2 separate regions of the Mus musculus genome follow, and region 2 is linked to region 1. Evidence: chromatin loops called from intact Hi-C (ENCODE). Cell type or tissue: heart. All regions are shown on one strand. Links, peaks and the distances in the headings refer to the core of each region. The heading gives the core; the rest is flanking DNA.

Region 1 (10,831 bases), core at 994-8,993:
TGCATACCAAAGGCTTAAAAACCAATATCCACATATAAGGGAAAATATACAATGTTTGTCTTTTGGTGTCTGGGATATCTCACTTGGGTAATTTTTTTTTCTAGTTCCATCTATTTACCTTGATAATTTCATAATTTCATTTTTAACAGCTGAGTAATATTCCATGTGTAAATGTGCCACATTTTCAGTATTTATTCATGGACATCTAGGCTATTCCCAATTCCTAACTATCATAAATAGAGCAGCAATGAACACAGATGAGCAATGGTCTGTAGTACAGTGTAGAATCCTTTGGGGGTGTGCTCGAGGAGTATAGCTGAATCTTGAGATAAATCTTTACTTCCAGCTTCCTAAGGAACTGCCACACTGATTTCCATAATGGTTGTATGACTTTGCACTCCCACCAGCAATGGATGAGGGTTCCCCCTTCTCCACATCCTTGCCAGCATGTACTATCATTTATTTTATTGATCTGGGCCATTCTGACTCATGTAATATTAAAATTAAAAAAAAAACTCAAAGTAGTTTTGATTTGCATTTCCCTGATAACTAAAGATGTTGGCCATCCATCTCTTAAGGTGTTTCTCTGCCATTTGTGTTCCACTTTCTGAGAACACTTGGCGTAGCCCATTTTTAAAGTGGGTTATTTGTTTCCTTGATGTCCAGTTTTTGTAGGTCTTTATATACTTTAGATACTAACCCTCTATTGGATGTAACTAGTAAATATCTTCCCCATTCTGCAGCCTGCTGCTTTTTCCAAATTATGGTGTCCTTTGCCATACAGAAGCCTTTTAGTTTTATGAGGTCCCATTTATTAATTGTTCTTCTTGGTGCATGTGCTCTTAGTGCCCTGTTAGGAAAATCTTTTCCTATGTCAACAAGTTAAGCTGACTCCCCATCTTCTCTTCTGTCAGATTCAGGGTATCTGGTTTTATGTTGGGGCCTTTGATCCACTTGGAGTTGAGTTTTGTGTCTGTTGATAAGTATGGATCTCTGCGAATTATTCCAAATACCACCCATCCAATTTGACCACCATTTTTTGTCTTTTCTCCAGTGTTTTTTTATTTAAAGGTTCTTTGTCAAAAACCAGGTGCTCACAGATATGTGGAATATGTCTGGATCTTCAGTTTGATCCCATTGACCAACATGTCTGTTCTCATGCCAGTACCATGCAATTTTGATTACAATAGTTCTGTAGTGCACTTCTGTGGGAAGATGGTGATACTTCCCACCGTTTGTTTTAGATATCTTGGATTTTTTTTGAGTTTTCATATAAAGTTTAAACTTTTTTTTTTCAATTTCTGTGAAGAATTGCCTTGGAATTTTGATGGGGATTGCATTCAACCTGTAAACTGTTTTTGGTAGGATGGCTATTTTCACTGTATTAGCCCTACTTATCCATGAGCACAGCTCTTTTGATCTTCTGATATCTTCCTCAGTTTCCTCCTTCAATTCTTCAAGCTTTTATTATACAAGTCCTCCAGTTTCTTGGTTAGACTTATCCCAAGGGGGGGCTGGAATTAGCTTATTGTAAGATAGTGCTGTTTTGCTGATTTCTTTCCCAGTCTGATGTTTGTATATAGGAAGGCACTGGTTGTATACAGGGAGACTACTGATGGTTTGTGTATAGAAAGAGACAACTGATTTTTGTTTGTTAATTTTGTACCCTTCCACTTTTCTGAGTGTATTAACAGCTGTACAAGTTTCCTGGCAGAGTTTTTAGGGCCTTTTATGCACAAAGCCATATAATCTATAAATAAACACTCTTTTTTTTGCATCTTCCTTTTCTATTCTCTTGATCTCCTCCACTTGGCTTACTGCTCTAGCTAAGAGTCCAAGTGCTATAATCAACAGGTATGGAGAGAATGGACACCTTGTCTTGTTCTTGGTCTCAATGGAACTATGTTAATATTGGCTTAATATTGGCCAATGTTAGGCTGATATTGGATGTGGGCTTGCTGCAAATCACCTTTATTAGGATGAGGTATGTCCGTTGTATCCCTAATCTCTCCAGAACTTTTATCATGAAGCAATATTGGATTTTGCCAAAGGCTTTTTCTGAGTTTAGTGAGATGATCATGTGGGGTTTTTTTCTTTCAGTCTGTTTATGTGATGGATTATATTTATCTGGTTTTGTATGTTGAACCAACTCTGCATCTCTAGCATGAAGCCAACTTGACCATGGTGGATGATCTTTTTGATGTGTTCTTAGATTAGGTATGTGGGTGTTTCACCTGTATTTAGGTTTGTGCACCGTGTGTATGCCATTCCCAGGAGACCAGAGTGGGGAGCCAGACATACCTGAGACTGGAGTTAGAGACACTCATGAGCCACCATGTGGGTTCTGAGAATCAAACCCATGCCCCATGGTTCTTAGAGTAGATACATGCTCCACTTGGAAGATGTGTTACTACTGTGTCTCCTTATCCCTTCTTTATTCTATTCACGTCTCTCACCCACATGCCAGTGGCTCATCAGTCTATGCTATCTGCTGCTGTTCTCCTTCCATGAAGAATTCCTGCATCTTTGCCCCACCCCCACCTCATCCCTAGCTAGAGTGCAATGAATGGATTGGTCCATATCCAGGTAGTACTGGGCATTCACCAAGGCCCTGGGTTTTACATTCAATTTTCAGCAGGTTTTCCAACTAGAGCGTAAGTAAATGAACACTGTGCTCTGGGCTTAATGCCACAGTGGCTCCATCTGAGTGCAGACAGACTCTGAAAGGGACCATATAAGTACCTACCTTGGCTCTGCAAGCCAGCCTCTCCACCCAGACTTTTATTTCCTCCTCATCAGTGCCCATGTCTTAAACAAAAGACAAGTCAACAGACACCTGGGATGAAATGCTAAGCCATTTATTACAAAGTCAGATTGGGAGCTGAGGAAGCAAGATCTTTGGGCTCCTGAAAGACCTTCTGTAACTGTAATCAAGAGAAAAGAGGGTGTGGAGAGCAGGGGCTCAGTAGCAAAGTGCTCACCTAGTGTGCATGAATTGGGTTCCAAACCCAACCTAGTAAAAAAGAAAGAGGACTGAAGAAATGGACAGTGTGCATTCTCCACCTTCTCAGCCCTTCTAATCCCTGCCCTCTCGCAAGAAAAGAGGCCTACCCTCTTTTTCTATGCGGTCTCTACCTGTCTTTAGGCTGGGCCCCAGGCCCACTCCATGAGCACAGAGAAATTCCAGGTTTCCAGGAGCATGCTCAGGACAGAGCAGCAGCCGCCTGCCTGCCTGCCTGCCTGAGAAGCCAGGCCTAGGTCAGCTGCTGTCATGGTGACTCCTGTTAGCTCAGGTCCTGCAGGAGATAATGGAATTGTTCCGTCCTCAACTTAGGACAAGCAGCTGAGGACTCCAGGCAGTGGGAACGTCGCCAGCAGTTCTTCTTCACCTCGACTTTAGAATTAGGCGGGTTTTCTCATCTCCGATGAGGAGCCTAAAAATAAATTGCCCTGTGAGGTCTCTATTCCCCTGCAAGAAAGACCCAGCTCTCCATTACAAATCTCTAAGCCCAGAACTCTCTAGACGGGTGGTTTCCTGAGCTGAGTCCTCTCAGGCAGTGGGTGGGCAGTTTCCTCTCTGGTCCCACACATACCTTATCCAGAAGGGTGTGTATGGGTAGCCATTCAGAAATCAGCAACGGAGTGATTAGTGGTGTTTTACACCCGGCTCCAGGCATAGCCTGAAGCCTCTAGACTGCAGTGGGTAATGTTACAAGAAGGCTACGCATCCAGCCCAGACTCAGCCCTCCCAGACACAGCCAAGGGAAGATAGGGAAGGTCTGGGAGGAATTGGTGCTCCAAGGGGAAAGAATATTATCTAAATATGTTGTAAAAAAAATAGATAAAAAAATATTTTAAAGCCAACCTAAACATGAAGCCTACCCACCCATAGGACTATCCCAAGTCCTTCAAAACACATTTGAGTCCTACTTGGAGCCAGTGACACCCATGAACACTTCAATCCTAAGAGCCAGTTAGTTCCCCTTGCAAAGTGGATCTCTATCACTTGGAGCCAAAGGCCTTAGGCAGAGGCAGCACACTTCCCTCTGAAGATTCCCATTTTCCTCCAAGGTTATGTGAATGCCAATCTAGTAGCTGTAGATTCTCTGTCACCCTCCTACCTAATGAGCAGTCCTACAAAGAGGCCAGCCAGGAGGGGGCCCAGCCAGTAGATCCAATGGAAGTCCCAGTAGCCAGCCATCACAGCAGGTCCAAAGGCACGAGCAGGGTTCATGCAGGCTCCAGAGATGCTACCACTGCAGACACATAGGTACCCAAGTTACCAGCATCTCAGAAGGTCCTACCTCAAACCCACATCCTTAATCAGGCCTACAGCCAGCCTCAAGCAGACATCCTCTCTAAACGCCCATACCAGGGCCCCTGGGTGGATCCCAGAGGCTGTAAGGGAGCCTTGCTTAGCTCTAGGCTGACAAAGGGTGATTGCTACATGACCATCATATCAGCCCCTCCGCATACATACACACTTCTAGAACAAATGGTCAGCAAAAGCACCTGCTTAGTCACGACAGGAGGGGAAAGTGGAGCACATTCCTTTCCAAAGTCTAGAAAGCAAAGTCCAAGGAGCTCCGCCCATTTTGGAGTTGACCTACATTCAAAGTCCAGCCCGGGCAGTTCTACTCTGTGACCTTTGTCTAACCTCTCTACATATCCACTGAGGTGGCAGTATCCACTCCATAGGCTGTAGCCAGGAACAAATGACACAATGTGCATGTCCTGATGGTTACTAAAGTGTGTCTGGCACACTGAGGACCTCATGCCACAGACTTGGGCCCTACTTCCAGAAGGAGCTTGTTTCCAAGGCACACCTCAGCTCTGGGTTCTGTCTCCAAACCCAGTGCCTTCAGGCTGATCTATAACCTTCAGTGGGTTCTGTGTCCAGAAGCCCATCCAGGTAGGGGAGCACACTTGTAAGTGAAGCAAGTGTCACTAGGTGGCAGCAAAGCACCACTACTGCTGAGCTACGGCATTCCCGGACCATTCAAGGGGACAGAGCCCTGAGCCTGAGAAAGGTTTGGTTCTGTGTCCAAATGAAAAAAAGGAACTGAACTTTTGGTGTTGACCTCTTACATTTCAGCAGATGTGAATAATTGTCCCAGATTTGTCTCTTTAGACTCTCAGTGACCCTGAGTCATTTCTTGCCTTTCGGAACCACAGTTTGACTACCTATACAAGGGAGAAATCTTTCCTGAGTCTCCTTAATGCCTTCCCAAAACTAACAAGAAGCTTGAAATCAAAGAGACCAGGGTTAGAGATCATTTTTTGTAAGACAGAGTCAACACCCCGAGGGAATGCTTTATTTCTTATTACAGAAATTAGGAATTTTCATCCAGACCTCTGACTTAGCCCTAAATGAAGTAGAAGGGTGGCCATATTCTCTAGCCAAAAATCACCTAGCACTGCCTGATACCACCTACCCACCATTGCCTCTTGCCTGCCTAAAGCCAGCCCACTCTCCATTTGCCACGGGGCAGCCATCACACTTTTGAGGGATACTTACCCTGCCAGGATGTCCACAATGACAGAGAAGCCAATGGAGAATGGGGCTAAAGGGCCCATTGTCTTCTCATTGACAGCACCCATACACACAGCCAATACCAACAGCATTGTCAGAATGATCTCTATCCCCAGGGCTTCTGCCACCTGCTCCTGCTCCTGGACGATGGCAAAGGCTGCCCCAGATGCATTCCAGAATCTTTCCTCTGGACTCACCACCTGTGGAGGAAAAGCCACTCAGCCTAGACGAGAGACGCTGGGAGCTGACACAGGTCCGTGCTCCCACCCATCTGCATTTGGGCAGAGCCATGTCTGTTTCCCAGCTTCTCCCCTTTTCATGTATAACCGAAGAAGCTGCAAGACTTCCCTGAGCCTTGCTTTGCACCTTTGAAAACTGAGGATAATGGGTGTTGGGCCCTAGTCCCCCTAAATAATCTTCGCTGAGAAAAAGAGCGCAAAACTAGCTTGCCTCAAGCTCTCCAAGATGAAGACATTGAGGGACCTGAGGGCCTTGAGAAAACAGAGTGAGTGGTTGAAAGTGAGTCAGTCTCATGGGGACAGGCACTGGTGGAAGTCAACAGTGAGGGAGAAGGGAAGAATAGAAAGGAGGGGGAGCAGGAGGGATGGAGGGAAGGAGCCCCAGGAATTATATACAGAGCCCATCCAGGGGATGAAGCTCTATGGTAGACCATTTCTCTGGCATGTTCAAGTCTCCTGCTAGGGCACCACGTGCATGCCTAGTAACCACAGAGGCCAGGAAAGAGTGTTAGAGCCCTAAGACTGGAGTTACATAAGGTTGTGAGCTGCCATGTGGGTGCTGAGAACTGAACCCAGGTCCTCTGGAGGAGCAGCCAGTGCTCTTAACTGCTGGGGCATCTCCTTGGCCCGGGAAGTAGCCTTTTTGACTAATAGAAAGATTTCTAAGATTTCAAGCAAACCCAAAGGTAAGAGAGGGGAAAGGGGACTCCATCAGTACCAAGCCACTAGTCCTATCCCAGCAGGGACCACTCACTTTAGCCAAGGCAGCCCCAATCAGCCCTCCAAATAGCTGGGAGATCCAATAGGGAATTAGCAGCATGGTCTTGAGGCCTCCGATCACTGTGACTGCCAGCGACACAGCAGGGTTGAAGTGTCCACCGCTACAACCAAGAAGAGAAGGAAGCCATGAGGACATGCTCCAAGGCTCACCACAGGGACATCCCTTGGGAATATGTACTTCAGCCTGTCCTCCAAGCTGAGCCTGCAGGCTGGAGTCAGCCCAGTCCCTTCCATAAGCAGAAATGTGCAAATCGCTCCCGTTTTTCCACGAAGAGCTTTGTGTTGGGGTGAGAGGAGCAAAGGTAGCTGCAGATGGGTGGAGCAGGCCCTAACCCCAGGCCCTAGTTGGCCTTAGAGACAAACACATACAGAGAACATCCATGGTTTACTCCAACTCCTCAGAGCTTGTTCTGGCCTTTCAGAAATGTGGCCAAAGTGCTGTACCTACAGTCGGTACAGCTGACTGCAAAAGCAAGATGTTGGTGCGTGTTCAGCAGGCATCTCTGCCTGCTGGTCATACTCCGGGCTTCACTGAAGCTGATGCTGCCCTCTTCTGCATCACACAGCTAAACACAAGCTCAGAGGCTCGCCTTGGTTGCCCAGCCAGGAAGCCACCAGGCCTACCTAGATAGAAGGTCATGTGCCTTTCACCCTGCCCAGAACTCCTGCACCCCCACCCACCCATTTAAAGAGATAATAAACTGTCCATTGTTTCTTCCCAGAGGGCAGTAACTCAATGTCCTCACTCAGATCTGATTTCGAGTGAGATAGAGAACAGCCCTATCCCAGTCCCCCTGTCAGATGACCCAATCGGAATGTCTACCATTACAGCTGGCTCTTCTGGGAAACAGCCCACCTCCCATCAACCCATTCTACTGGGCTCCTACCCAGATAAAAAACCAAGGGATGGTCATTTTTCTGCCTCTAAAAAACAAAACAAAACAAAACACTCTTGTCAGGTTGAAGCCCCTGCACTTTCTGTGCATCGCAGTGGACAAAAACCCGGCGCTTTGCTTTTTCCAATTCACTCCCAAAGAGTAGCAGCAACAGTAGTGAATACTGAGCACCCCACGATCCCATCTCCCCAAGACAATCCCTCGGCTTTGGACACTAAGCCAGACAGCTTGAATTTGACTCCTGGCTCCACCACCTGGTAGCAAATACCTCATCTCAGTGATGTGGACTTTTCTCTTTTGCAAATATAAAACGGGAAATAACAGAACCTATTTCTTAAGTTTGTCACTAGAATCAAATATCTGAATCATGCTCAGTATAGAGCAGAGGCAATAGCTAGCAATGGGTATATGTTGGCTCGAAGCTAACTTTAACATGTAGTAACAGTATGACTCCTATTTAATAGTCTTCACAGACTGCAGAGCTAGATGACCCACCCCCACGTTTGTAAGACCATAAGTGGGTGCCCAAGAATTCCCCAGATTGGCACTAAGCTAATGATGAGGTCTGGTCTCACCTGATGTTCCCCAAGGTAGCAATGATGAGCCCCAAGGCCAGCCCATGAGCCAAGGCAGGCTGCAGGAGCCCAGTATTCGGACTATTCTCAATGACCGATAGACATCCGATGAAGATGAAGAGAGCGGAGCCCACAAGTTCCACTATACATGGTTGTACGTATTGCTCATACCAGAACACACGGCATCTGCCAGCCATGCTGGTCTTCACCTTGACCTCAGGTAGGTCCATACTACACATTGGTGTCTGCCGTAGGGGGAAAAAAAGACAGGAAACATGGGTGGCAGAGGCCCCAAGACAAAAGCCCCCACCCCCAGCCTTGACCAAATCCTTAGTGCCCTTGCCCAGGCAACAGACTCACCTCCCCAGACATCTGCTCAAGAAGATCCGAGCCAGAGCTACCAGGAGCTTCGCCGGCTGCCCTAGATTGTACTCACTTATCTCTAGGTCACAGACTGGAGGTAGAGTCTAGCGGACTCTGCGCTTTTAAAGGACTGGGGACATTCACCAAAGGTGTCCAGAAAGCAATAAAGCCCGAATGGGAGGTGGCCCAGAAGAGTCAACTTTTTTTTTCTAATCTCAACAGGGCAAGGGCCACGTGGGATCAATGATTGCTGGGCTTAGTGCCAGCAACAGGAAAGGCGTGGTTAGCTTGTATCATGTGCATGAGTGCTCAGGCCTGAGGAAGGTCCCAGCAGGAGACACTGCACACTCAGTAACAGCCAGCTCCGCTACCATTGACATTCCACCATCCTCGTGGGTCTCTTTCCCACCCAGGACCTTTTCCACAAATACCCTGATCACCTGACCCAGCGAGTGTGTGAGCTGATGATGGCTGCTGGCTGCCTAAGGCAGTAGGGACAATATGGCACTGTTGTGTATGGTAAAGCTGGTGGACTTTGGAAACCTGGGGATGAGTAGGAGTAGGACCTACGGGCTTACCTACCCAAAGCCAGGGAACCACCAGTGAGATGCACCCCTCTGCTCACACTGCCTGCACTGACACCCCAGCTCAGCTTGTACAAGCCAAGAGCTAACCACGCAATTGAGTGCCACTGAGCTCGAGTCACTTTCACTGTTTCATCGGCAAATGACAGCGACTGAGCTAATGGCATGGCATCCTTACAGGGCTTCAATGAGTGAAGAAATGAAAAGGACTCAAGGTAGCTCCAGATACAGTACAAAAATGCCAGAGTCCATGAACTCAGAATATATGTGTAAGCCCCTCATGGCGTGCGAGTGGCCAGGCCCTGCCCCTGAGGATCTCCAACTGCTATAATCACCACTCAGGTGGCCCAGCTCCGCCCTACAGAGTAAAAAGCCCAAGATCAGGATTTGAAGTCCCACTAATCCCCACCCTGGAAAGTTCTACCCTGGAAAGTTCTGTTCCCCTACCCCTAAGCCCAAAATAAAGCCTGTCTTCTGCTCAGTTCTCTGCCGCTTCTTGTCTGAGCAGAGGTAGCCACCCTCCTGGGTTTTTCCCTTCTAATAAATCTCTTGTATGAAATTTGTCATGCAGAATGGCTTTGTGGTATCCCTTGGCTCCCAACTGCCAGGAAACCTTTCCCTTCAAAGCTATAAAACTTACAGCGGGGGGGGGGGGACACCCCATGAGCTATACCAGTTCCCCTTCCCCACAGACCTGTAATACCCATATAGACACCCACGGGCAAGAGTTCATATGTATTAACGTCCACCAACCTTAGAATGCACACTCGGATGTTACAGTGCCAGCAGCTGGCTAAGAGCCTTGCATACATTGCCTCAGGTTCACCTGGAGAACACTCCATGAGGAGGGTCCAATCTTTACAGCATGCCGCAGAAGAAAAAGCACTTTTTCACGATGACAAAGCCTAAGATCATAATAACAGTGAAATGTCACAAAAGGACAATGTAAATCAAGTTATATAAGGGACCGGGACAAAAGGACAATGTAAATCAAGTTATATAAGGGACCGGGACAAAAGGACAACGTAAATCAACTTACATAAGGGACCGGGACAGTCGGGTTTGTAAATACAAAAGGAGGGATGGGGTCAGGAGGGGCTTAGTTGGTGGGATGCGTGTTTTGCACTCTGAACCCTAGGTTTGATCCTCTCCTAAGCACCCCACAGAACCTGACGTGGTGGTGCACACCTGTAATGCCGACACGGGGGAGGTGAGTGCAGGAGGGGGCATCTTAGCTACACAGAAAGGTCACCCTTAGTTACACAGAAAGGTTGATGCCAACCTGGCTATATGAGATCTTATCTTAAAAAAAAAAGTAGGAACAGGGCAGGGGGGAGGGAGACTGTGCAGTGTGGCCTAGTGGGTAAAAGTAGTTTTTCCCCAAGCTTAATAACTGAATTCTATCCTCAGGACCTAACTATGTGGTAGAAGGAGAAAACCAACCTCTGCAAGCTGTCCTCTGAGCTACACACACACACACACACACACACACACACACACACTCTCTCTCTCTCTCTCTCTCTCTAAATAGATAGATAAATAGATAAATAAACAAATTGTTTATTTGTCTGTTTGTTAGTTTGGTTAGTGGTTTCCAAAGCCTGAAGTAGAGTGATTTTTTTTTTTTTGGTTGGGGAGATGAAGACATTCTAGAGATGAGTGTTAGAGATAGATAACAAGCAGCTGAGGATAATTAACACCACTAAGCTGTACACTCGCAATAGTTAAAGTGGTCAATTTTCTGTTACACACACACTTTGCCACTTAGTGGAAGAAAAGGCTATAAACTCAACTATATCCATTAGCTTTGAAGAGACTATCAGAAGGACAGGAGAGACTGAGAGAGATAGGGAAGGAGGGA
Region 2 (10,831 bases), core at 848-8,847, 260 kb after region 1:
AAATTCCTGCATCCAAGGGTAGCTCACAATCAGAATATTGACTGCAAAAGCTCTCTGGAATCTTTCAAAGTGAGCCCCCCTGCCCCCCAGGCAAGAGGTCTGAGAACCACTGTATCATGCTGCATCTCTGTCCTGTGAACTCTCTGAAACACATCCTGCCTAAACCCAGAGCCGCCGCGGGGTTTAAGTGTGAAAGGTGGCAGGACTCAGTCAGTGAAGTGCTTGCCCTGTGAGTACCAGAAAGAACCCAAGTGCAATCCCCAGCACCCACAGAAAAGCCAGATGCAGCAGTGTGTGCCTGTAATCCCAGGGCTAAAGGGTGGGACAGAGACAAATTGGCAAACTTCAGGTTTAGTGAGAGACCCTGTCTCAAAATGTAAGGTGGCAAGGAATCCAGGAAGACACCTAACACGGACCTCAGGGCTTCACATGCCCACACACACACACACACACACACACACACACCAACAGTGTCTTCTGATAAGGGCCGACCTTGGGATGCCTGTAAGGGCAGCAGGCACTGCATTAGTGCAAGCGTTTGTATCTCCATTAACCAGAAAGGGCACTGCAAAGGAGGCTGTTAAAGCACACGACCCCTTTACCTTAATCAGTAAGCACTCCAACCTCAGGGGTTGAGGTTAAAGCTCAACACTGGCAGGGCTTGAGGTCTGAAGTGGAATGTGACCACACTGGAAGTGTTATCAGAGTGGAACAGGATCAAGGGACGCTGAGCGCTGCGCTTTGTATCTGAATCTGTGGAAAACTTTATCCTCCGGGTCAGAGGTTCAAGGCATCTGGAGGTGAGACCTGGGGAAAAGTGCTTAGGATTGAGGATGTCGGTTCTGGATCCGTGGTTATCTCTTGAGTGCGTGTATTATAAAAGCACCCCTCCCCCCTCCACTGCCCTTCCCCCTTCCCCCCCAAATTTCATTTTCATGGGAGTGATCTAGAAACAAGAGCTACAACTAAGGAAGTATGGAGGAGGGGGTGCAGGGGGGAAACTATGCGTGACGATGCACAGGGAAACTGACCCGACATAAGGAACTCCATTCAGTAACCTGTGATCCATGGAGCTGAGACTGGGCTGTCCCAGGTATAACTGCTGTGTGTCATGTTGATGAGCTAAGGGTTCAACAGGGAATTCCTTGCTTCCCACCTCTAACTCCCAATGCCGCACAGAGATGCTGGACCAGACCACTGGGGGGACTGTAGCCAGTAGGAAAGAGGTCTCACACTGTGCCCATGACTTGGGGCCAGCCACAAGATGGCTTAACCTTTTGAGTGCTTGCCACTCTCACCATGTGGTACTCTGGGCTTCCTTAAGAATCTAGTGTTCCTTGGGGCTGGAGTGACAGCTCAGTGATTAAGAGTACTGACTGGTGGCATCCCAGCACTTGGGAGGCAGAGGCAGTTGGATTTCTGAGTTCCAGGCCAGCCTGGTCTACAGAGTGAGTTCCCGGACAGCCAGGGCTACACAGAGAAACCCTGTCTCAAAAAAAAAAAAAACAAAAAACAAAACAAAACAAAAAACAAAGAAACAAACAAACAAAAAAGAAAACTGACTTCAAGAGGTCCTGAGTTCAATTCCCAGCAACCACGTGGTAGCTCACAACCATCTGTAATGGATCTGATGCCCTCTTCTGGTGTGTCTGAAGAGAGCAACAGTGTACTCACATAAATAAATATATCTTAAAAAAAAATGAAAAAGAATCTTAGAGTTTCATCCAGCAAGTTTTTTTGCTAGATGTAATCCTTCCCGTTGGACTCCCAGCCTCTGGAACTATGGGGAGATAAAACTATATGCTTTATACATTACCCAGGCTCTCAGATTCAGTTACGGCAACAGAAAACAAACTAAGATATCAGCACAACAAAACTCGCACTATCACAAGTCTGGAGCGCAGGGTGTTTTTGCTGAATGCTTGGTATGGGGTTGAGTCGGCATGGGGCCAGCTGCATGACCCTCATAGCTGGGGTCTGTGGCCAGTGTTCAATTAAACCTTGTAGTTAGGATGTCACCTGCTGTCAATCTATGCCTAAACCCATCCATTAAGTCAGAGCCTTGGAATGTCATCTTCCGTTAGTGGCTAGACCTAGAGCTGGGGACCAGGTCTTCAACACACAAGCCACTTCACATCCACACTGGAATAGCCTCGTGTTACTGCAGCACCGGGTTTGGCCCTAGCATGCCCACCCAAAGCTCACGGAGGGAATGGCCTATGGTGAGTACAGGGCATAGTTTTAAATGAAGCTTCTGCCATCTTTCTCTAGAAGGACAGAGTGACTCCATCCTCGGCCTAGGAAGGATGGACACAATATCCTAGGATGTCATTGTCCCTCCACTTTGATTCTGGCTCCTGTGATTCAGCTGGTGTGTGACCTGGATAGGTTGTTTTTGCCTCCTCAACCTTGATGCACATCTGTAAGAGATGCACATCTGTAAGAAAAAGGAGGCAGGAAGACATATGGGGCTGAAGGTGCAAGAGAACACAAGCCAAGTGCCGAGCTTTGCTCTGTGAGAAACAAAGATGCTTTCTGCTTAACCGTTTTCAGGACAGCTGGTGTTGCTGGCTCATAACCAGGCTCCACTCCTGAACTTCTCAGGTACATTCACTGACAGTTCAAAACACCTAGCTCCAGCACTATCACCACATCCCATAGGAAGCTGTGTTAAGGTCGAGAAGGCAGATATGGGACCCTCAACGGTGCTTTGGGAAGCATCACTTGCCTGTGTGGCGCCTGTTGACACCACAGCCACACACAGTCTGTGCCTTTTCTACCCTTGGCTGGAAGAAGAATTGGCTTGTTGCAAATACTCATAGGTCACGAGTTATACCATGTCCCCTCTGCTGCTGGTTTTGTGTGTTTGGTTTGAGACACAGTCTCGTTAAGCTGCCCAGGTAGAACTTGCAGTGCTGCCTAAGCTGGCTTTGAATGTGTCCCCCTCCTGGCTTTAGCCTCCTGATGAAAAGTGCCCAGTAACATACCAGGGCCAGCGCCCTCTGAATGCTGCAGTGCTCGCTACTATAACAACCTTCATCTCATAACAAGCAGTGAGAAGTGTGCCCTCTCCTTGGCTCTCCCTTTGCTGACAGTGGAAGGCGGGGCCAGCTTGGCTTCCTTCTGTTTCTACAAACTACTGCTTCCTGAAAATGCCAAGCAGAGGTCAGTCACCAGCCTTTGGCTAACCCTGCCTCGACTACCTCAAGGAGGTGCCCACTCCCCAAATCATTACTGAAATCCTTTACTGTGTGATAACTTCTTTGCTGGAATGTGTCTCAAATGGCACCCTGCTCTCTGCAGGAGGACCTGGACAGGGCCACGTGGGTGAGGTTACTTTCCCACAGGCTCGCTCCATCTCATTAATTGTACACAAAAGTGTACAGGTCTACTTTTGAACAGCATAAAAAGTTAATACGTATCTAAGGGGAAAGAGCCTCTGAGTTTAGCAGTTTTCTCTTTCAAAAAAAAAAAAAAAGTTTTCGAAGAAACAAGCAAAACATTGTTTTGCCCACGGATGACCGGGCATTGCATGGGGGGGGTGGGTGTCTTTATTAGTTAGCACAGGCAATCGAGCGCCTCAGTTCAAAGTAGTTGGAAGCAGATAGGTTGGCTCACGTGGCTCTGGATCCACACCTTAGGGTCTGACCTACTCCAGCCACTCAGTGTGGCGTCTCAGATAGACTTCGTCTTGTCTTTACTCTCTAACAAACATTTTTTCCATTAGGATCTTGAAAAACTCAGCTGATGTCCTCAAGGGTTCAAGGTTAGGGGGAAACAGATTCTTTAACAGATTTGACAAGCCTTGACTTCCTCGGCTAGTCTCTCTTTGGTTCCCATTTGGTCACGTGCTCAACTAGGGAGGGACAGAGTGAGTTTGTCCATGCATCCACTTGTTTCTGGAAGGAAACTGGTTTGGAGTTTCTAGAAAGGAGCAGATGTGCTGGACAGACAAGTCCACAGACCCACCACCTCTTGTAGCTGTCTTGGATAAGGATTAACTGGGAAGCGCATGGTCTGATGTGACTCGGACCTGCTCCCTGTGTGTCTCCATGCAATCCCTAGCATCTTGGATCCTATCTGAGGCAGGGATGCAATTTATCCTTTTCAACTTACCTTGACCCCTTTCCAATTACACAACCCTGCCCTGAGACCAAATTGCACCTAGTAGCCCTGCAGGTGTGCCACAGTCTCACTGTTCGTGAGAGCTTTCCCCAGTGGAATGTACTCACGCTTGGTGTGGACCTTGGGAACCAAGGCTGTACAGCACCCCAGTGACTGCCTCTCCCCTGGATGTGACAGGAGAGTGACAGTGTAATACGTTGGTCCCAGTAGATGAAGCAAACCCATGTGAATCCCCAAGGAGAGCGAGTAAGGCACCCCTGGATCACTTACAGTGGCAATCAGAGACAGACTGCAGCAGCCCAGTTCTGTGTGCTTGACCTCCTTCTCTTGAAGGCTTCAATGCCGCCCCAAGCTTGTAGTTCTCTGGCCTATCGTGGCAGCATCCTCTGATCTCATCCCAAACCTTGCAAATCAAGCTCTATATTTGAACAAAACCCCTGAGGGCAGTGGTTCTCAACCTCCCTAATGCTGTGATCTTTTTAATACGGTTCCTCATGTTGTGGTGACCCCAACCATAAGATGATTTGTTTGTTCGTTTATTTTATGTATGTGAGTATACTTTGCTCTCTTCAGACACACCAGACGAGGGCATCAGATCCATTACAGATGATTGTGAGCCACCATGTGGTTGTTGGGAATTGAGCTCAGGACCTCTGGAAGAGCAGTCAGTGTTCTTAACCACTGAGCCATCTCTCCAGCCCCATAACATTATTATTTTTTTTTTTTTGCTACTTCATAACTAAAATTTTGCTACTGTTATGAGTCATGTTTTTGGATAAATCTGTTTTTCAGTGGTCTCAGATGACCCCTGGAAAGAGTCGTTTAACCCCCTTGCAAAGGGGTCATGACCCACAGGTTGAGAACAGCTGCTCTAGTTTTGTCCATGGACATTAAAGTTTGAGAAGAGATGTTTGCAGATGCTCACGGCGGGTGGTCACATTGGCAGTGAGGAGATGACCAGAGATGTGAGGCCTCTGTGCTCTCCAGGCAGGAGATTTATAAGAGAGTCATCAGTGAAGTAACTGGCTGGTATAAATTTGGGGTTTTAAATTTGAAGTAGGATTACGTGGGAAAGCCAGCTGAGCCCTCTTCTAACCGAGGTTGGTAAAGTGGGTTTTTTATGGGTTTTGTTTTGGTTTAGTTTGTTTCTGTGCGCCCCCCTGTGGCTGCCTTCTCCACTTACACGTAAGGCGATTCCCAGCGATTCTTTAGTCATGGGCGAGCACAACTCGCACCGTGATCCATCCGCACTCAGGCGAGCACAACTCGCACCGTGATCCATCCGCACTCACAAGCACACACATGCACACATATCAAGCAGTTGATACCTAGTTTCAAGGTAAAACCAATAAAAATGAAAAACAAGACCAGCAAGATGTCTCAGTAAAGGCTCCTGCCACCAAGCCTGGTGACCTGAGTTTGATCCTTCACCTTACATAGGAGACTGATTTCCTCAAGCTGTCCCAACTCACAGACACAATCAATCAATCGATAAATAGAAAATAAATATAGATCATAAATTAAATAGGTTAATTAATTAAAGGGCCAAATGAAATAATAGATAAATGATGTTATGGAAGCTGACAACCATACACACTGAAAAATACAAGCCTGGAGGACCCATGTACCTACAAAACACAAAATAACAGCCATTGTCCTGTCTAGGTCTGGGAATAGGGAAAGCTTGAAACTTTAGGGGAAAACCTTAATTCTTAATTCTTTGTGGGGTGGGGTTATTCTTTTAATTTGGCAATGATTATACAATGCCTTTTTCCCCCCTACCTGCTTTTTGGAGTATCAATAAAAGACTGGAACAAGAAAAAGGTGGGAGAGCATGAGGAGAGCGAGTGAGGTGTGCATGAGGTTGAATGGAGAGTGGGTGGAGAGAGTGTGACTGAGAGTGTGAGAAGTGTGTGTATGCCTGTGAGTAAAGGAGAGTGCATGCAGTGTGTGTGAGGTATGTTTGGAGTGTGTGTGTGTGTGTGTGTGTGTGTGTGTGTGTGTGTGTATGTGAGAGAGAGAGAGAGAAATGCACAGAGGTGTGTAGGAGTTCAAGAAAAGAAAGGCTCACAGGAGAAAAGCAAGTGCGCAGGAGAATGCAGAGTGTGTGCAGCCTCAAGCTGCGAGCGAGCGAGTGAGAAAGAGACCAAAAGAGAGAGAGAAAGAGAGAGAGAGAGAGAGAGAGAGAGAGAGAGAGAGAGAGAGAGAGAGAAACTTTAAGCCTTGAAAACTTGCCTGTCAGTTTGTACCTGAAAAGTAGACTGTGTCTGTGTATCATGTACCTTCCAGCTATCCCTGATCCCAGTTGAGAATTCCAATCCTGTGTCGAAGACAGGTATGTGTATCTAAGTGTATATGTGTGTGTTCATGTGCCCATGTGCACTGTGTGACACAGTTTTGGCCTTCTGCCAACTCTGTGTAGCTAGCATCTCTTTGTGGGCTATGACAATAACAGTTCACTCAGGTTATTATTTCTCAGGGACTTGAAGATCACTCTTGTCAAAGCCACTGACCTTTGACTTGGGCCTTCTGATGGTGACATTTTTTAACTTCCCAGGTCCCAAAATTCTATCCTTGGGATAGGCTGACACTGCTAGTTCCTAAACAGAAATTCTGTGAAGCTCTGTGGTGGGCCCTGCATTCAGAAGGCATGGGCAGCTTTGCCTGGAAACCTTCAGGCACCAGCTTCTGTCTCCTATATACACTGAGGGCTTATTCTGGGGAGATGCACTGGAGAGTGGGGGCTCCTGCTTCCACACTTGGCCTATTGGCCAACAAATGCTTGCAAAACCTGTTTGAGCTACTGGAATACTGCATAGTAGGCAAAATTAGCTGGCTCAAGTGACATTATTACTGGGGGAGGGGCATTGTCTTCCTCTTTGTAAGGACCACTGGTTACACTAGGGGCAATGAAGCAAACACAGCCATGTTTCTACCTGAGAACAGAACTTTATTTATTTCATTTATTGATTAAAGAACTTTTATGTTATGTGTCAAACATGTGCAGGCATGCATGTTGGGTCATGTGAGGTGCCCTCCCGTACAGGGCAGAGTTTCTCTATTTCTTCTTCTTTTTTATAATTTACATTTAATTTTATATGCATTGATGTTTTGCCTGCATGTGTGTCTGTGTGAGCGTGTCGGATCCCCTGGCACTGGAGTTACAGAGAAGTGTGAGCTGTCATCTGGGTGCTGGGAATTGAACCTGTCTCCTCCAGAAAAGCAGCCAAGGCAGTGCTCTTAACCACTGAGCCATCTTTCCAGCCCTGAGGGTTTCTCACCCAACCTGGAATTTGATGTTTTCAGCCAGGCTGGTGGTCACTGAGTCCAGTGAGCCTCCTGTCTCCACGCCCTGTAGCCCTGGGGTTACAGTTGCATGTGGCCATGCCTGGCTGTGTTTACACGGGGGCTGGGGGTTTGAACTCAGATCCTCATGTTTGCACTGCAAGCTCTGGTTCTCCCTTTGCCATGTCCCCCTCCTCAGACAGAACTTTTTTACAAGAAAAACAAAGCCTGTGAACAAGGATGCCTTAGTTAGGGTTCTCCTGCTGTGAGCAGACACCACGACCAAAGCAACTCTTATAAGGACAGCATGTAATTGGGCATATTCAAACCACCGCAAAGGTTGAGTCGTGGTTCGGTGATAGAGAACAGCATGTACAAGGAAGGCCCTGAGCACCATCGCATACATCACAATGTGGTGCCTCCATTGCTGTTGTGGGTGCTGGGATGTGGGGAGAAGGATATGTCCACACTTCTCTTGGACAGTTGATACTTCACAGAAACCCTGTCCTTGACAGCCCCAGAGGGGAAGCCCTGCAATGCCAACACAGTGAACACAGCATATTCTAGACGGTCAGAGAGGTTACTACCAGGGCATAAAAAAGAACGAGGTTTTCATCCACACTGCATCCTGGAAGAACTTCAAAACTATACAGGCAGACCCAGCAGCCTACAGATTGACCAACTCCAGTTATAGAAAGATCCAGAACAGACAGGTGGAGTGAGTCACTCCTGACAGCACTCAGGAGGCAGAGGCAGGAAAACCAAGAATTACAACCCAGGGCTAGAGAGATGGCTCAGTGGTTAAGAGCACTGACTGCTCTTCCAGAGGTCCTGAGTTCAATTCCCAGCAACCACATAGTGGTTAGCAACCATCTGTAATGTGATCTGATGCCTTATTCTGGTGTGTCTGAAGAGAGCAATGGTGGTGTACTCACATACATTAAATCAATCAATCAATCAATCTTTAACTGAGCAGTGGTGGCACACACCTTTAATCCCAGCACTTGGGAGGCAGAGGCAGGTGGATTTCTGAGTTTGAGGCCAGCCTGGTTTACAGAGTGAGTTCCAGGACAGCCAGGACTACACAGAGAAACCCTGTCTCGAAAAAACAAAAAACAAAAAAAATCCAAAAAAACCCCAAAAAGAATTAGAACCCAGCCCAGGATACATAGTGACACGTTGTCTGTTGGGGTGGCTCAATGCTAGAGCACTTCCTAGGCTGCATGCTCAGGACCTGGTGAGGTAGGGTTCTACTCCAGCCCAAGACCCAGTCAACTGGTTGCCCAGAGCGGGGAAGGGCAGTTTGTGGAGCAAATGGGGGAGATCTAGCAAACAGTGGTGAGCCAGGTGTGAGCTTGTCAGTGGGGCCCGCTGGACACTGAGCACGCTCGATGCTTTGGTTTTACAGAGCCGGCAGTCTACTAGGAACCTGGCACCCCTAGCACCCCTGAGCACAACCAGCCGCCTCTGACCCAGGAGTCAATTATGGAGTGGGAACTCTGTCAATGGAATGGTTAGGCTCTTTCTAATAAAAAGCTTCTTGGAGAAGGGCACTAGCTTTGTTTGTTTGTTTGTTTGTTTGTTTGTTTGTTTTTGAAACAGGGTTTCTCTGTGCAGCCTTGGTGGTCCTGGAACTCATTCTGTAGATCAGGTTGGCCTCAAAGTCACAGAGACCCAACTGTCTCTGCCTCCCAAGTGATGGGGTTAAAGGCGTGCAGCACCACTGCCCTGCTGGGCTGCTGCTTCTTCTTTTTCCTTCTCTTTTTCCTTCCCTTCCCCTCCCCATCCCTTTCCCTCCCCCCTCTCTCTCTCCTTCCTTCTCCTCCTTCCCCTTCTCTTCAATCTTTTTGTAAGCTTGTATTTATTTTTTTGTTCTCTCTCTCTCTCTCTCTCTCTCTCTCTCTCTCTCTCTCTCTCTCTCTGTATGGGGTGGGGTGGGGGCGTGCCTTCGTGTTTGACTTTGAGGAACCTGCTCATGTGTTTGTAGAGGCTGGCAAGTGTAAAATGTGCCGGTGGACTATGGGCTGACTGGAGATTCTGAAAAAGCTGTTAGCCATTCCTTCCCTGGCTATCTACTACCGAGGTCCCCAGCGCTGAGGTAGCTCGCTGTTTTGTTCGGTGAATCTCTGATTTTGTGTGACCCCCCACCTACATTATGGAGCAGAGCCTTCAGTTTGTTCATCAGACCCAATCAGAGCCTCATAGAAACATGCAGAACAATAGTAATTATATACTTGCAATGCCATCGTTCAATCGACCTGAAATATAAAATTAGCCTTGGAAGAGTCTATCTCATTGATGTTGAAACTCCTCTTCCTTAGCAGGAAGCTTCTTGTTTCCACCTCCTCCCCGTGACTTCCGCCTTTCAGAACTCCCCTTTGGCTATCCCCACCTGAGGTCCCTCTACTCCTCTTGGTGTGTATTCCGAATGGTCTAGCTGCTTTTTTCAAGGGCACACATGCGCAGTGGTGCAGTTCCTGGCCCCCATCTCATTCCCCACCTCCTTCTCCCATTGGCTTCCAACCTAGCTTCCTTATGCAACTCCACCCCTGAGCTCCAGACAGAAGCAAGGCTTCCTGTCCTCGTGTGATGCCCCGCAGCCACCCAACTGTTCTAGACCGCCCTCTCCTTGCTTGCCTGCCGCCTCAGTCTTCTTTCTGTTGCTGACACAAAATATCTGAAGCTGTATAACTTATAAAAAATAATAGAGTTATTTAGCTCACGGTTTTGGAGGCTGGGAATTCCAGAAACATGGCGCCGGCTTGTATTTGACATCTGGCAAGGGTCTTCTTGCTGGGTCTTAACGCGGAGTCAGAGTAAGCTTTCAGGAGAGAGGTTACATTTATCGCACAGTCACATTCCATACCCAATAATCCATTAAGGCATGGATGGGTTGATTTTTTTTTTCATTTTTCCAAAGGCTCTAAGTACCATTAACGTATGAGAGTGAGCATCAAGTTTCTAGCATGTAATGAATGGGAGGACAGAGCCAGGCCGTCCCAGGAGATGTCCATCTTTTTATACCCAGGGCATTAATGGTAGTCTCTACCCAGAGAAGTAATGCATTCCTGTAACCCCAGCACCCAAGAAGCTGAAGCCAGAGGACTGTGTGTCTGAAGTTAGCCTGGGCTACACAGTAAGAACCTATCTCAAAAGTACAAAAAGGGGGTTGGGGGCGTCCCTAACTATATCCCCTTCATCTCCTGTCTCCTCTTTCTGGGGTGTGGGGTTCTCTCTGGAATGTGTAGGTTACCTTGTGTGTAGAGCTTGCTGGCCATAGCTCCTCCCAGTCTCTCGCACAGGTAGCTGTGTTGGCACCACACCAGGAAACCTGAAGCCAAGTAGAGAAGTCCTGAGTGCATGAACAGGGTGCGGTCAGAGGGCCGCTATAGAAGCAGATCACACAAGACCTCCGGGGCAC

Evidence for each region. Peaks named below come from ENCODE experiments on the same cell type or tissue, not always from the same donor. Only the 100,000 strongest peaks of a DNase experiment are listed, where the experiment ranks them.
Region 2: a loop joins it to region 1, with 11 times the contacts of the local background. A loop is called at or near these places in 41 of 42 quality-filtered maps.

The regions. Positions count from the first base shown.
Region 1 is chr7:123,460,011-123,470,841 of GRCm38, reverse strand. Aqp8 (aquaporin 8) reads right to left here and starts at 8,548. Exons shown (of 6, transcript NM_001109045.1): 1 at 8,384-8,548; 2 at 8,024-8,268; 3 at 6,527-6,653; 4 at 5,519-5,733; 5 at 4,122-4,256; 6 at 2,839-3,434. The coding sequence starts at 8,395. The coding sequence ends at 3,386. In heart, for the core only: CTCF peaks have their summits at 4,941 (motif pointing right) and 8,719; a DNase peak (open chromatin) is centred at 8,711; H3K27ac peaks cover 297 bases.
Region 2 is chr7:123,199,939-123,210,769 of GRCm38, reverse strand. No RefSeq gene overlaps it. Among named protein-coding and RNA genes, the nearest start is that of Slc5a11, 9.5 kb to the left of the region's middle. In heart, for the core only: a CTCF peak has its summit at 5,285 (motif pointing left); no DNase peak of the experiment used is centred there.